Linked DNA regions of Mus musculus: region 1 is linked to region 2. Evidence: chromatin loops called from intact Hi-C (ENCODE). Cell type or tissue: heart. All regions are shown on one strand.

Evidence for each region. Hi-C counts contacts between places; a loop is a spot of excess contacts. Peaks named below come from ENCODE experiments on the same cell type or tissue, not always from the same donor. Only the 100,000 strongest peaks of a DNase experiment are listed, where the experiment ranks them.
Region 1: a loop joins it to region 2, with 2.2 times the contacts of the local background. A loop is called at or near these places in 2 of 42 quality-filtered maps.

What each region holds. Positions count from the first base shown.
Region 1 is chr2:48,451,372-48,459,371 of GRCm38, reverse strand. Gm13481 (predicted gene 13481) reads left to right here and starts at 2,107. Exons shown (of 6, transcript NR_166463.1): 1 at 2,107-2,259. In heart, a CTCF peak has its summit at 3,180; a DNase peak (open chromatin) is centred at 3,031; H3K4me3 peaks cover 350 bases; H3K27ac peaks cover 2,058 bases.
Region 2 is chr2:48,329,385-48,337,384 of GRCm38, reverse strand. The region is part of intron 1 of Gm13481 (predicted gene 13481); the gene reads left to right. Among named protein-coding and RNA genes, the nearest start is that of Gm25338, 51 kb to the left of the region's middle. In heart, a CTCF peak has its summit at 4,507; a DNase peak (open chromatin) is centred at 4,334; H3K4me3 peaks cover 534 bases; H3K27ac peaks cover 704 bases.

The DNA of each region.
Region 1 (8,000 bases), 120 kb before region 2:
CACCTTCCCTGTGGGTGGCTGCAAAGATTACCCAATATGAAAATTCCAAGTACAGTACTTGGAATGTTTTCAGGTCCCTTAACATTTTCTCCAAAGGCAGAGTGTCTAGGACAAATTGGGGGGGGGGGTCCTTGGTAAATGGTGCATAGTCTGGGTGCCTGCAATGTGGGAGGAGGAACACTTGAAAGGATCATTAGGAAGTGAGCCTCTTCTCTAGCTGAGTGGTGAAGAGACATCTGCGGCATGGTGGAAACCATGAGCTGGGTGTCACGAGCTGGGTGTCACGGTACTTCTTAAAGGAACAATGCACAGTCAGTGCAAAGTAAAAGATGTCCGAATGCAAATGGTACCCAGAGACCCAACAGTTATTTCAAATTTGTTTTGATTCTTAATTTGTTTATACACACACATAACAATGTAAGCCCAAGTCACATGCGATTTTGCAGAATCTGCTTTTTACCTTATATAATTAAATTAATCTTTTGCTTGCTAGTGCACACTATATAGTTTTCAGATCTTTTTTTTTAATTATAATGAATCTTGTAGCAGAGAAAACATTTGTTTAGTTTGACTATCTTTCAGTCTGTTTATATAAGAAAAATGTCTAGCATAGACATACTTGGTCAAAGGAGGTAAATATTTTGTACTTTAGAGATATTGCTCAATGGCCTTCCCAAGGATGTCCCAGTTTGTACTGCATGTGTAGTGAATGGACCAATGATGCGTGGTCTTCCTGACACCTTACTGACTGTGGGAAGGCTCTGTGCTTTCACTGTCTTCTTCAACAGACAAAGGATGTCTTTTAGTCAGTGTTTGTAGGGTATCTAGTAGGATTGACTATTACCATATCCCCTACCTCCTATTTTCTTTTAATACAAAATTCTTCGTTGTGTTTCCTTATATTGAGGTTAGAGTATTGGAAAGTATTGTTCCTGCATTTGCTATCACTTCTTTGTTCCACTTGCAACTAATCATCTCATGTGCTGAGATTCTAACCTGCATCCATTAATGAAAAGACAGAGTCAAGAGGAGAGTCAATGTCACACACAAACTGGAATTGATGATAACTGGAAGGAGACATTTTGTCTTATCATTTTATATGAGTTTTTAAGTAATATAAATATTAACTCTTTGGGGAAAATATTTTCAGCAAATATGAATGACAATCTGTTGTTTTCCCTTTTTTACGAAATTATGCTATTTTTTGCTCTGCAGAGGCTTAAATTTTTTTTCCCATAAAATGATGGATTTGAAAGATACTGTGGTGGTATATTGGGCTTCAAGTTCTGCTTTATTTAGGTACCAAATCAGATCAGAGAGAACCAGAAGCCAAGAGACAGAGCTGTATGTGGGCCATGTACTAATGGTTCCACAGATGGAAATCTCTCCCACATTGGATAGGAAAGTGTCCACTGAGCCTGTCAAAGGTTATCTGTAATGAGCTCTTTTTCTAAGCTACTGGCTGGGTGGTCCATGCACAGTTATTGGATGGTCATTTTACTATTTTTTCCCACTCTGCCAAAGACTATAAAAAGGTCTATGACAGACCATTGTAAGACTGTTGGCCCTCCTAGAAGGACCACTGAAGATATGTGGCTAGGTCCAGTAAGGATGAGGTCAGTAGTAAGATACATTTTTAGTCATAGGAAAAATAACAGTTGCCAGAAATAGTGAAAGATAAGCAAGATGGTGGCTAAGCTGCTTAGACCACCCCGTTGGAAGTTTTTCAATGACCAGAGAATTCATTCTGCACCAGGAGGCCAATGTGACTATCTTGAAATGTCCCCTCATATCACCTAGCATGGCCTGCCTTATCATGCAACTGAGGCCTGTCCAGATGTTTCAGGGCATGGCGATGTCCCCTAGGTCTGACCTGGTGAAGTGAGAAGATCCAAAAAAACTACCTATTGGGGGTTCACACTAAAGAATGAGGAAGAGAAGCCTTTGCAGCCATGAAGAAAGAGAGCCCAGGAAAGTGGAGCCTGCAGACAGGATTCCCTAGAACGCGCAGTTGTACACCAGTCAGCAATGCAGACACAAAGTCTCTCAAAGCACCTCAGGCACTTGCTTTTATCATAACACTGGAGAACAGCTCAGACTCACGTCACATCAGAAACGACCTTGCCAGAGTGGTGACTGCTCTCTGATCTGCTTCTGGGGCAGGACAGAATTCTTGGTCCCAAGCAGTCCCTGTTTCATGTACTTCAAGGCCAGTGGCATTTGAACAGAAAGAGGGCAGTGGAGAAGAAAGAACTTTAGGTGAGTCTCTGTTTCTTATGGTCATGTTACTTGACATGGGTGATAGCTCTGCTGGGCTGGGCTCTGATCATGAGCATAGGGACCTTGTGTACAGAGAAAGCTAGCTGTCCATAGGTGATAGTTTGGTGACATTTTGTAACTTTGTTTTGTTGCTTTGAGCTTTCAGAAGGCTGAACTGGCTAAAACAAATCCAGGGCTGGCTGGGACATGGAAACCTGACACAGATACGGAGACAAGCTGGTCTCTGAGTCCCTGTGGTTAACTAGGGTATAGTGGTGATGACACTTCCTGGGCTCCCTGAAGGAACAAGAGCCACCTCCAGCAACTGCTGAGTCATAGACCAAATACAGCTTTGCCTTCACACTCTGATGAAAAAAAAGAAAAAAAAAGACGTTGTCTCTACCATTTGCTCATAATATGTAGTCATTATTTCAATTAGCACACTGCTTTATCATGGCCCCCTTTTCATAAGTATGTCAATCAAAGTTGGTGTTTTCTCTCATAGCTTTAGGTTCTGTATAATATAAGCCTCATCTGCTTAAGCTATTTCATGTCATGTACTTCTCATGTGACTTGCACTCAGGGGCTCTCGAACTACTTTCCACACTGATGGCTTGCCAGCTGTCCTACTATTAAAGCCAGTACCCTCCAACCTTTGGGTGGCAAACATCTCAAGGGCCTCTCGCATCATACCACGGGATGCTTGTAACCTCGGGGCTGTTTAATCCCAAATGTTGTCCTTTGCAAACTCTTCTCCTGTTACTAAGATGTCCCTTTCATCTTCTGACTTCCTGCTTCCTGCATTCCTGTTATTTATAGTAGCCCAGGAACAAGCCACTCCCAAATTTCTCAAGAGGATTTACAGTTGCTACTTGCAATTCCTCACCCAGCTTCTGCCTCCACCCCCTGCAGCCCGTGTTCTGCTTTAGCCCATCTGCTCTTTTCCCAGGAGTGAGTGGTGGCATTGTTCCTCAGTCCAAAAGCCTGTTTTTCAGTCCTTGGTATTTTAGCTAATTCATCTCTGTTGGTCCCCTTTAGTCTTGGTGTCCTGGCATCTGGACAGTGCCTTTTTTTTTTTCTTCTCCTTTTGTGAACTATTTTTTGGTTTTTCTTCCAAAATATGAGCAATTCTGAAGTCTGAGCTTCTTTCTAAATATCAGTTCAGGGTGACACAGAATGACAGCCGTGAGATCTCTTCTTTTTGGACAGCACCTACCGTCTTTACTTAGAGTCTCAAATCTTCAAGCTTTAGACTCATAAGCTCAATTTTTTTATTTTCCTGCTCTCCAGCATGACTGGCTCGACCCTCCAGACCACTTTGACTTGACTGTACCACCCCAGCACGAGCTCTCAGATAATTCTGAGTAGCTGTAATCCCTAGATGAGCAATCAAGAGACAGCATGAGAGGGGCTTATCAGGAGGAGACTGAGAAGCTTAGGTACGTCCCTTCCTCAACGATATATTAGTAATTAACAACATCACAGAGGTAGACGTTTCCATAAGCGAAAAGCCACCCATATACCCATACTTACAGTAGCACATGCTCCTGTAACCCAAATTAAACTCATTGGTTTGCCAAACTAGATTTGTGTGGAATCATTTCTTTGGTCTGTTATTGATACCCTTTCTAGGGGTGATGCCATATTTGTTCGATTCTCTTCAGGACCAATTTTGTTAAGATAATACCTGCCCCATCACTCTTATCAGGGTTTTACATATTTTTATTTCCCACTTTAACCACCATGGTGCACGCAGGTAACTATAATGATGGTTTACATAGACCGTGATTCTCTATGAACAGTAAGGACAGTAAGCCATTTCAAGATCTCTGGGGTCAGAGTGTGCAATTTAGAAAGCCCTATAGGTAGTTTGGGTATGTCACCAAGGGAAAATGTTTCTCTCTCTTTCTCCCTCTACCTTGAACATCATTCTCCTGAAGGCTTTGCGGTTAGATTTCCTTCTTTCCTGTAAGTTCTGATAGATTCACTTTGATTCTCAGTGAAGATCCAGCAACAACTTTCCCTTCTCCAGTACATTCAATTATTCTCTCTGTTACTGCGTAGAACTCTTAATTGCTTAGCTTGGCATCCCTGATATCATCCTTAGTATCACGGCCTTTTACTTCTTCCCTGCTTACTTTATGTTCTACTTACATAGTTTGCAGCCTAACTGTGGAATATCTCGGTAGACTGCAGGCTGTTGCATCTCTGCCTGAAACACACCATGCCTCTATTTGGAATGCTCCTTCCCTTCACCTCTACCTGTGAAATCCTACCTGAATGATAGGATCAGTTACAACAGAATCTTCTTGCTCCTGGTATTTCAAGGAACACCTTTTCTTTTGAACACCCACATTTATGTTGTGTTTGTTATTTCCCCCCTGGATAGAGTTTTCCCTTTCTGGACATCATTTCCAACTTTCAGGACCTTAATAAATCATACCTTGCCTGTTTGTAGTACAGATCACCATTTGTTTCATTCTGGAGTTATACTTTATTCCTGAATAAAGTATTTTAAAATCGTTTGCTGTGCTGAACCTAAGTCAATCAAATATTGGACTAGATGTTAAAAGCAAGTTTTTAAAACATTTGAATCAGAAATCAGTTTTTTGCTCATTGCTGTGCTGAAGAAGAGGAGACGGTTGGTTTTGGCTCCAATGGTTTGAGGCCCCAGTCCACAACAAGAAAGGGAGGAAGATACAGCAATGCAACAGGCTCCCTGGTCACATTGCACTCACAATCAGAAGTCAGAGGGCCATGAGTCCTGACATTTAGCAGGCTATCTCCTCCTGTTAAGTCCCAGATGGCAGCCCATGGAATAATGCTGCCTACATTTAGAGTGATTCTTCTTACCACAATCAACTCAACCTAGAAATTCCCTCAAGACCTTCAGAAGGGTTCTTCCTTACTTGAGTCTATATCCTGTCAAATTTACATCCAATATTAATCATTGCACTAAGCTACTCACTTGTCTAAATTTAGTGTCTAGCATGTTTTTATAAATAAGGTTTTTCTGGGGCATTCATTAGTTTATGTATTTGTCTATGTTCACTTTCCATATTGCAATGGTAGAATTGAATAGCGGCAACCGAGATTTTATGACCTACAAAGCCAGAAGTCTTTACTATGTACTTTCTGGTTCTGAATATTATTTTCCAACTCTTGGTTTAGAGCAATGACTATTAACTAACGTCATCTGAGAGAAGGGACAAATGGATGGGAAGGCGTGCTAAGGTAAGAAGCTGGGTGAAGATCTTTATTTCTATAGCAAGCCAGTTATTAATAAGAAGCTGTTATCCTCTTAAACATGCTCAACACAAGGACCTTTATGAAGGGACATTTTTCATCACCTCTCGATCAATGACCTCACGGGGCAGTGAGTCAGTGTCACTCAGGAGCTTGTTCTGTATCCATTAGTGTGGCAGAGAAGATGGAAAGATTGATTTAGAGAGAGGGGGTTGTGAGAAAACTAGTCATGAGAACTGAACTGCAAGCGTAAATCTTTGATTCCTAGCTGCCAAGGTGCAGATCTATTATGACAACTGAAGCCATTCTCCGTAGCTAACACAATGAAACTAGACCCATTTGCTTAAAAATGGACAAAGTTCCTTGATGCTAAGGTCAAGAGTTCTTGATTTCCCTATAAGAAACAGTAGATAATATATTCAGCTACAGTTTTGGAAAAGATTTATCCAACATATTGAAACAAAAAACTTTTCATTAGGGCAAACTGTACTTGAGGAAGCAGTAGTAATAGTTGAAGGACTTTTTTTTTTTAAATGTCTTAACTTTTTTTTTTTTTTTTTTTTTTATGTCTTAACTCATCATGAGAACAGGACTTAGATAACTGGGTACTTCTCATGGGCCTTCACAGGAACTTTAGTGGCTGAGCTTCGGCAGGTCCAAGACACAGGTAGACTTGGGGTAGTGTTCCAGTGTGTGCTGGAAGTACTCCTCTGCTGTCTAAAGGATCGCAGGCAGAGTGCTGGCTTCACACTTTGGTATGAAAACTTAGAGCTTAAAACTTGTATTTTTTTGGCTGGCTTGACCAGCTCAACTTAGTGTGACCGCACGTGGTGGAGATGAGAGGTAGAGAAATTTGTCATCAGTCTATGAGACAGCAAAGTAAAGGAATTGAGGACAATAATGGCAGTAAATAATTTGTGAGCCATTGCTTGCGTTGATACTGTTATTAACACGGCAAATGTATTCTTAAAAAAAAATCATTCTGGAGTTCAGAAAACTGCATGATGTCACTGTCACTACCCACTCATTCATTGTGTGGAGCTAATTATTACAGACAGAGATTATAGGTGGGATGGATTTTTAAGAATTAACATTTGGCATCATTCTGGTAGACCTTCAGAAAATAATCCAAATTAGAAATATGTAGCTATATTGTTTTCTTATATAAATAGTCCTAAAGATAAGAAAAGCAATGCTTATATTACATGAAATGTACACAATAAAATGACAAGTGCTTCCGAAGTGTGTGGAAGGTTATAGTAATGTGAACACAAAATCTATATTTCTTGTCTTTATACATATTATATTTTATTCCTGGCCGGTCGCAAGAACGCGTGTAAGATTAGACGTTTATATGTAACTATGTATGTGATGTGTGAAACTCTAGTCAACTATTGTGTTTTATCAAAATGTAAGTGAGCATATTGATTTCCACCCACAATTTATTTTATTACTTACTTTTTAATCAATAACTTTTCTTCTAGGATCTCTGCATTTTGATGTCTTTAAAAGCTGCTAGGATACAAACCTTCCACTTCCACTGTTAAAATGTGTCTTAAGAGAACAATTCCTGGGGAACTTTCTTGCTGTATTTGTCTGTCTAACAAATCCTAGTTGATTATCTCCTGTGGCGTTTTGCATTGGCAACAAAGACTGGTCAGGAATATGGCACAACTGGTGCCCACATAAAATGAAAGTGCAAGAAAGATGTGAATGGACATTTTGCCCTTTTGCATGGTGACAGACAGAGTTGAGTTTCATGAAAGAAATGTTGTTACAGAAATTTATTAGGGGGGTTCTAGCCTAGACTGAAGGCAGGCTCAGAAAATTCTTGCCTATAGACATAAATGTTCATTTGCAACTTAAAGAATAGACATAACTGAAAAGGTGAGAAGCATTTTAGAATTTGGAACATGGATGTATAAGCCATGGATGAACAAATGGAAGAGAGTTGAGAGCAGCCAACAGTGAGGACAAACAGGACAACAGCAATCATAACATGCATAAATATAAACCCTTGGTGCTGAAGACTTTGTCCGGTGTGGTACTTAGCACTGGAAAGTGTTTAAATAAGAAGTGATGTGATTAGTGATACATTAAAAATCACCTCTTCTTTTCTGTGTAGAAAGCACTGGGGATGAGAGGAGAATCAGCTCGGAGGCCACTGTCGCTGCCCAGATAAAGGGTACTATAGGTTTCAGCTTGAGTGGATGGAGTTTTTGATTTGAGTGAGTTATATTATAGAGCCCATAGACTTGATATTGTGTATGTACATTAAGTCACATTTGGTGGGGAGATTAGCAGTTGATTTTGAAATATTAAAAACAAAAACCTTGGGCATCAAGGGAATACACCAAGAAGTTAGTTGACTGTGCAGTTCTAAAGCCTTAAAGAAGAGTTGGGGCTTTAAAGTGATGTTTTAACGATATTTCAAAAACTGAGGTTTATAAATGAGAAAAATTTGTAAGTAGATTGCCTACAGAGAGAATCTAACA
Region 2 (8,000 bases):
TTCTATGAGCTGCCAGTACTGTGCAAAAGGAGAATGGTGATTAAACAACAATAACAATAAACAAACAAACCAAAAACAAGAAACCAGAGCACAAGCCCAGGCAGTTTTGGTATTTCTAGCCTCTGGCTAGGTCACAACTGAGGATAGAACCAGGAACTTGGGTTTTGTCCAATTCCTTAACTGGTTGTCAAGAATAAGATGCAGAGTCCACCCTGATTTACTTAACATTTTTTTCTGTTCTCATCAATGACACATGCTAAAGGTCAGGTCTAGTGTGTTGATTCTTACTGTCAGTCAAAGCCTGTGATGTCTCATATTTCATTTCTAGTTTGCGGAGACTTTAAGTAATATATATTTAAAGCAATATAATTATATATATTTTTCTTTCTTTACGAGTATATTCTGCTAAAAGAAATTTCTGAGCATAATATGAAACTACAACACTTTTATTATTTTAAAATTGACACAAATGTATGTGATTTGTACATTTTTCTATTTTAGTTTGGATAGACTTCTTAAAGTCTCCCAATGCATTTTCTGTAGGATTATGGATTGTGTGCTTCATAATTTGGCATGAATCAATCATTATCTGATTGGCTGGTACTCATCCGCATCATCTGACAATGATGGAGATTAGCAAGAAGAATTTAACATCTACAACTTCAATGTTATGTTGCTTACACCATTGGCTCTTACAACATTGGCTCTTAAGACCTCCATTTCTTCTCTGATGATCTTCACTCTAGTTTTAGGACTCATATCCCCACCATCACCACACATATACACACACAGACACACAGACACACACACACAGAAACACACACACACAAAGAGGGGGAGAGGGAGGGGAGGGGAGGGGGAGGGGGAGAGGGAAACTAGAATTTGGAATCCAGATATGAGAGAAAAGGAAGGCTTAGATTTTTCAAAATCTACTTTTAATAAGGGTACTTAAATGCTTTAACCTCCCATCTAGCCCCCCCCAACCCCCACTAGAGATAGTGGGAAGGAAAGGTTAATAGGGCAAAGGAGGATATGGACCTGTTTAGAAATAGTTCTTTGGAGTGACTCCAATCTGCACTGTCAGGGTATCAGCAGTTCAGATCACATGAATCAGCAGTGGTACTTCAATCCATTCCAACACACCATTCATGAATCAGCAATGGCAGCTCAGTCCAGCAGAAATGGGGAGACTCTCCTGACTGGCCAGAGTCAGAGGAAGCAGCAAGCAGCCTCTGGGAACACCACCTTTGGTGCACTTCTCTGTATGAAGTCATGACAAATAATGACCAGCAAAGAATGGCAAGGGGAACCAATACCACACAGTATTGTCAACTGTGTGTTGGGTTCTATTTATATCCTTTCCAAACGTCATGTGTTCTCTCAAGGATCCGTTCTAGCAAAACATCATATGTACTTTTTTCTAGGTGGCTTCCAGAAAAAAAAAAAAACAAAAAAAACCCACATGTCTGTTCTCAGTAAAATATCCTCCCACATGTCTGCTTCAGCAAAAACATCCTCTCATAAGACAGTTTTTAAGAAAAAAAATCACATCACACAACTGAGACTCCAAAAGAAACCAGGAATTGCCTCTTCAAGAAAATATGCAGTACTTGTCCATGTGATATATTTCCAGATTCACCCTTTCCTACAAATGCCATGATTTAATTTTCCTTTATGGCTAAATAAAATTCCACAATGTGTATGCATAACATATTCTTAATTCATTCCTCTGTGATGGACAACTAAGCTGGTTCCACTTCTCAGCTGTTGTGAATTCAGTAGCAATTCAGTGCAGGTTGCAGGTTTCTTTGTACTAGGATTAGATTAGTGTTGCAGTTAGATATCCTGGCTTCTGAAATCTTAGTCATGTTCCAAGAAGCTTTATAAACGATGCATGGAAGGACAATAGAAATAAGAACAATGGTTCAAGCAAATAGCACACTCCTTGGGGGGCTGTATGGCATCTTGTATCTCAATATGGAAGCAGAAGGCAGTAGAGTTGTTCAACTTGAAGAACTCCTCAAAATAGACTCCATGAATTAGCACGTTATAATCCACGACATCCACAGGGCAGGACTGTAAAAGAGTCACGTAGTATTCTTAGCAGAATACTTAGATTATAGTTGTTGATATCTGTAATATCTTTCAAAGTATTTTACAGTAGTTACGTCTCTGAATCCCCCCAAATACATGGCCAGGAAATAGAACAGACCATCTTAGATTTGAGGCCACAGATGTTTCCTGTACAAAATGAAATTGTCCAAAGCCCGGTAGAAGTGGGATTTAATGCTGAATTTTATGGCCTTCTCCCTAGACTTTTCTGCTAGGGAGTTTCTGACAGGCAGAGGAGCTCATCAAGTAACCGTGGAAAGGCCAACAGGAGAGATGATTGTGGCCACAGAAACATTTCCATGTCACTCAAATTGTACCTACTAATTTTCTATCTTCCCCATCTCCACTTTCTATTTGTTTTTACAAAAATGTCTGAGTAGTCAATGCAATCAAAGTCTCTCACAGAACTTTTTATAATAACAAGCTCTTTGCCTGAGGGAAACTCAGGGTAGCCATTTGTCTGCTGGAAGCCAGTAGCGGAAGTTTTCTTCAGAGAGGAGCTGGTGTACACCTTACAGATTCCTGGTGTTTTGCAAGAGAATAAGATTGTACAGGAGTAGAAATGTGCTGCTGTTATAAATATTTACCTTTCATAGAGGTTTTGTGTGAATTAAGAGAGTTGAATAGCATGATTTTATGTGAGGAGGTGACAGTTTATTCTCTGAAATAGCCAGGTGATACTGCTCAAGTCTCCAGAGATAAAATAAAGTTTCCAAAGGGTGTAACAGTGCCCGTGTCAGTGTCATAGCCACTTGTTTTTCCTTTGATTCTGCTTTTATCATCGAAGGACCCAACCCATTTGGCAAAGTTTTAATGAAGAAGAATGTGTAGCAGGAAATGCATGGAAGTCAGAGCACCGAGCGAGCAGAATGTTTATTCAGCTATTTAGTTTTGGCCAAATCCTTTAAAAATCTGACAGCAAGCACAACTCAGGGATGCTCAGGAATTTGGTGTCATTTAAGAATGCTTCGGAAGGACTACTTTTCAGGATTAGAGTTCAATTAGAATTTTAATTTATACTTGTTTTATTTGCATAACAAGGTTATGAATGATGAAGCAGCTAGAGCCAGACTCATTGGCTCCAAGGGTTGCAATTTAAGTCCAGAGTATTTTCCAAAAGAGAGGGCGGGAGCGGGGGAATTCACTCTCAATATGCATAGCTTGCTGAAACCTGAGTTTCTCAGATCATCTTCCTTGGGCTCTCATATCTGTGAGAATGAAGGCAAAGCAGGAGGCAGCATGGCCGATTTGGAGAATGGATTAGCTTTCTTAAGTGCACAGGGAATATGGCTGCGAAGCAGAAACACTCCCATGATGCCCGGTTGGCTGCCTGGCGTTTCCAGGGCTGCCTGCTTTCTGCAGGAAAAAGATAGACCGGTAGACAGTTACACCATACTAATACTCTATTATTTTCTAACATCATGAGTTCGTTCTGAAATGAAAGTGTCAGCAATTGAGCTTTGCTTCTATCACTGTTGTTCTTCAAGTTTGCATAAAGTAAGGGGCGGGGGAGTGCAGTTCTCAGAGATTCTTAGTTTACTTTATGACCCTGCCCATATTCTAACAAGGTGTCTCTGACATAGGGATAGCCCGGTCTAGCCTGTCTTCTTGGATGTAAGGAGACAGAATATCTAACACTTATGTCACTGATTATACACATATCAAGAAGCCCTTTGGGCTTGGCTTTTTATTTTTATTTTATTTTTTTTGACTATATTTCTTATTGTTTTAATTTCACCTAAATTCACAGGAAATTCTACACACGTCAAAGGGAGCAAAAAGTTTGCTCTCCACGTTTATCCGAGGCGGTTACTTAGAAGGGGCCTGCCGTGGTCCATCTTTAATAGTGATCTTCATCTTTGTTTTTGGAGAAATGGCTGGAGTTTGAAGCACCGGGAAGATCATGATGGGTGATCTATTTAGGATCGGAAGCATTTTGAACATCCCACACATGACCACTTGTTCTAACTAAGCACAAGAGGTTTGCACACAAACTTTGCGGGGCCTAATGTATTGATAAAATTATCGAAAGAGTAGGCTCCAATGTGATTGCCTTGCTTTAAGGCAGCCTGAGGCAAGGGACCTAGTTGGAAATTGCCATTTGGTTTTCCAATCCATTAAGGGCCCGGGAGATTTGCCCTTTGCTGCCAGTTTCACTTTCAATTTCACATTGACACTTCCTTTAATTTTGTTTAGGAAACCGAGTTACCAAGCTACAGACGTGACGGAGTTAGAAGCGGATAAGCTTCCAGCGATAGTGCAGCTTAGAAAGGGAGAAAACTATTGTACATCCAGCGTTCTCTGGGGAGGGTAAGCCTGGACTTTTCCCGCTGTTTCCTGGTTGGCAGCTGCAGAGAAGAGACCTAGTGGCTCTGCATTCTCTTTTAAGAGGGTAACCCCCCCCTCCCCCCCAGCCCCTTGTGGCTAAGGCAGGCCTCCTCGCAAAAAGCATCTCAGATACCAACTGGCGATAGCTCAGGTATCAGAAGGAAAAGAAAGGGGAACAATTCCTTCAGGCTATCAAAGCACTGTTTTCTCTTTCACCTTGGTGAGCATCTGAAAGACATGCCTATGCTTTCAGTCTTGGGGAAAGTGATCCCCTTTGCTGATCTCTCTGGAGATGAGGGATCGACCAGTTTCCTACGTGCCCCTGATGGCAGAGAACAGTTCCAGGAAACAAGGAGCCGGACACACTCCACTTTGTGTTTACTAACGCGCTGCATGCAGCCAGCAGGTAGCTTGCTGTAATGGCTGTCAAGGGTACAAAAAATATTTTATACCTTATTTTAAAAATAGTACATTTATCCTAGCAGTCCCCACTTTCTGGAAGATAAAGCTGATTTGTCATTTGCAATTGAAATAAGAAAAGTCCATTCTTGATAGAAGTTGAAGAGGGGAGTCACCTGAAAGTACTAAAGAAATAGCTGAGACAGGTATCTATGAAGTCCTGGTAAATTCTAGTATGTAAATTGGGTTAGGAGATGTGGACACAGGCCATAGCACAGAGGATCCAGAGGGGGAAAATAATTTGAAATTTCTTAATTTAAAAATCGTTCGTAGGTCTATATGCTATATAAATATCACACAAAGAGGTTGTGGTCTGACCCTCCCTGGTCTCTCACAACTTCAGCTTCTAGAAGATGCCATTATTAGAAATGCTATCAGGAGTTTAAAATTCACAGCGTGGATTTTAAAATGAGCAAAAGGCAGTGTTCAGCTCTGGGCTTATAAAGCTCATACTTGATGTGTCTGTTGAATATTTGAAACTAATTCTACAGCATGGAGCTGTGAGAACCCATTTGCTTTCCTGATTTAGTGCCTCTAAATCCATTCATTTCCATGCCTGGAGCTAATATTGTTTCCTTACGCCCAATTCAACTGGGTAACACCCTGGGAGGCTTTATGAAATTACCAATACCAAAGGACAAGTGCAGCTATTCATTAATTAGAAGAGACAATTTATAGAGACAAAAAAAATAGAAAGTGCAAACTTTGTATTTATTTATTCATTAAAATATGCCAAACCCTGCCCCCTGGAAGATAGGAAGATAGCCACATTTGAGAAAAATACGAGAGGAGGCAGAGCAGTCACCATGTCCTTCCAGTGTGAGTGTGTGCTATTTGTAGCATCCCCTAGGAAGCATTACTGGAGATCGGTGGTGTTTGGCAGTTGTGGGTTTGATTCTTAGTGTTTCCTATACACTAAGCCATATGATACTGGATCTCTCCATTCTAAGTCATAGTTTCCTCAGCTATGAAAAGGGAATAATGGCTCTCTTTTAAAGAGGCTGCTTTGGGACTAATTTAAAAAAGAGTATAAAATGGTGGCTAAAGATACTCGAGTGTTGCCTGGTTCTCTCTTTTCATTAACTACACTTGGAACCACTGAATTTGGCACATTTTTATGTTGATCTATTGTATTCTTTTTAAAATTCTGCCTTTGTAAGTCCACTGTGGGGACATTGTCTTACTGTTGTGCCATCTTCAGCTTTGAATCTGCAATCAATGTCCACAGCTGATTAGACGGGGGGTGGGGGTGGGGGTGGGGAAGGTGACTAGGACAGGCGGCACTTTACTGGAAGCTCTGTGGAGTCAAGGGACCTTAGCCATTTCCTAGAGCATGCCTTCAGCATGAATCATGGCAGCCTGCAACAGAATCTCGGGTCGATGGATTTGCAGACAAATAACCCCACCATTTATTCTAGTTCTCAGTGTCTTGGCTACCCTGGTACCAACATCCACCTGTATATGGTATATCTGTATATGGTATATCTGTATATGGTATGTCTGTATATGGTATATCTATCTGTATATGGTATATCTGTATATGGTATATCTGTTGTAACTGTTGGTAATCCCTGTTCTCTTTATGACTTCCATGAAGACAAGAGGGTAATCACTGTTCTTTGTAAAATGTTTCTTTGCCTTTTGTTTTCTACACATTGTATACGTCTATAGAAACCAGGAGTTTTGTGTCTGTTTTCAAGACATTTGGGGGTCTGATTCTGGATTCAGTTCTTGCTGATTGCTGCTACAAGAAAATCATCAGATACAATAGGAGCAAGTCTTTAAAACCGTGTATCTGCGGAGTGGTGCTTCAGTGGGGAAGACACTGTGACTAAGCTATTAGGAGAGTTCAGTTCTTATAAAATGAGAAATTCTGAAGTCAATTTTATAATTAAGCCTCAATTCAGCAAGATTTCAAAAAACGTGAAGCTTTTACTGAAATGGCACTCGAAAAGATGTTCCAGTTTGTCTCATTTCATGTGATTTAAAGCCAGTTATATGTTCTAACAGTACTGGGTTTGGTTGTTCTAGTTGATTTTCTCCTGCTGTGGTAAAACACTGACCATAAGCAATTTAGGAAAGAAAAGAGTTGATTTAGGTTAGAATTTCAGGCCACAGCTCTTTATTTAGGGAGGCCAGGATAGACAGACAGTCAAGAAGAATCCATTGAGGGACATCACTCATTGGCTCACTCACTGGCTAGTCTAACTAGCTTAACAAAGAAATTATATCATTTTCCCCCTTCCCCTTTCTTCCCTTAACCACTGTCCCCATTCGCAGCCAGCTTTCTTAGACAGCCCAGGCCTACCTACCTAGGTATGGTGCTCCCTGTGTCCTGAGTCCTCCCACATTAATCATTAATCAAAGCAAATTCACAGGCTAATCTGATAGAAACAACTCTTCAGTCAAAGTTCTCTCTTTTCAGGTAATTCCCACAGCCAGGGTAACCTTATATTCATTTAAGATGAACCTTATAGATAGATGCCCTCAGAGAGTTTTTGTAAAGATAAATGAAATAATCTGTATAATGAGTCAGTCTGCCAGACGATTGCAGCTCAGTAAGTATTCAAATCCATTATTGTTTGTATTATTGCTGCTTTGCTGAGGTATGAAGAAGAAATGAAGAGTATCAATTGTTTGGAGCCAGAATACCCCTTTCTAGTCCATATCAATAAGATTGGCCAGTCTCCCTTCTTTCAGACTTCTTGACAGCTTTTAGTTGTCTTTAGTTTCCCTTACCTGGTATGGTGATGGTGGCATATTTTCAAGAAATATTTAGTGACTGAAAACAAATGAACTTGAAAGTTGTACTATTTTAGTGGGCCATCGAAGATATTTTCAAGAGTCAAAATATTCAGTGTTAGAGTTTGTTTTATGTGATTTCAGAATCTCCAAAACCTCTAAAACAAAATGTTTTTGTTCAAAATTAAAATAAAATAAATGTCCCTAACACATAATTGGCCATGTTTATTTTTAGAAAAGAAGCTACAAATGGTGTTTGGATAATAACAATCTGTACTTCCCCATAAATACACCATGATTTTGAACTACAGGATAAAAGACAATAGAGAGACTCAATCTGACCATTATTTCAAGTTCTG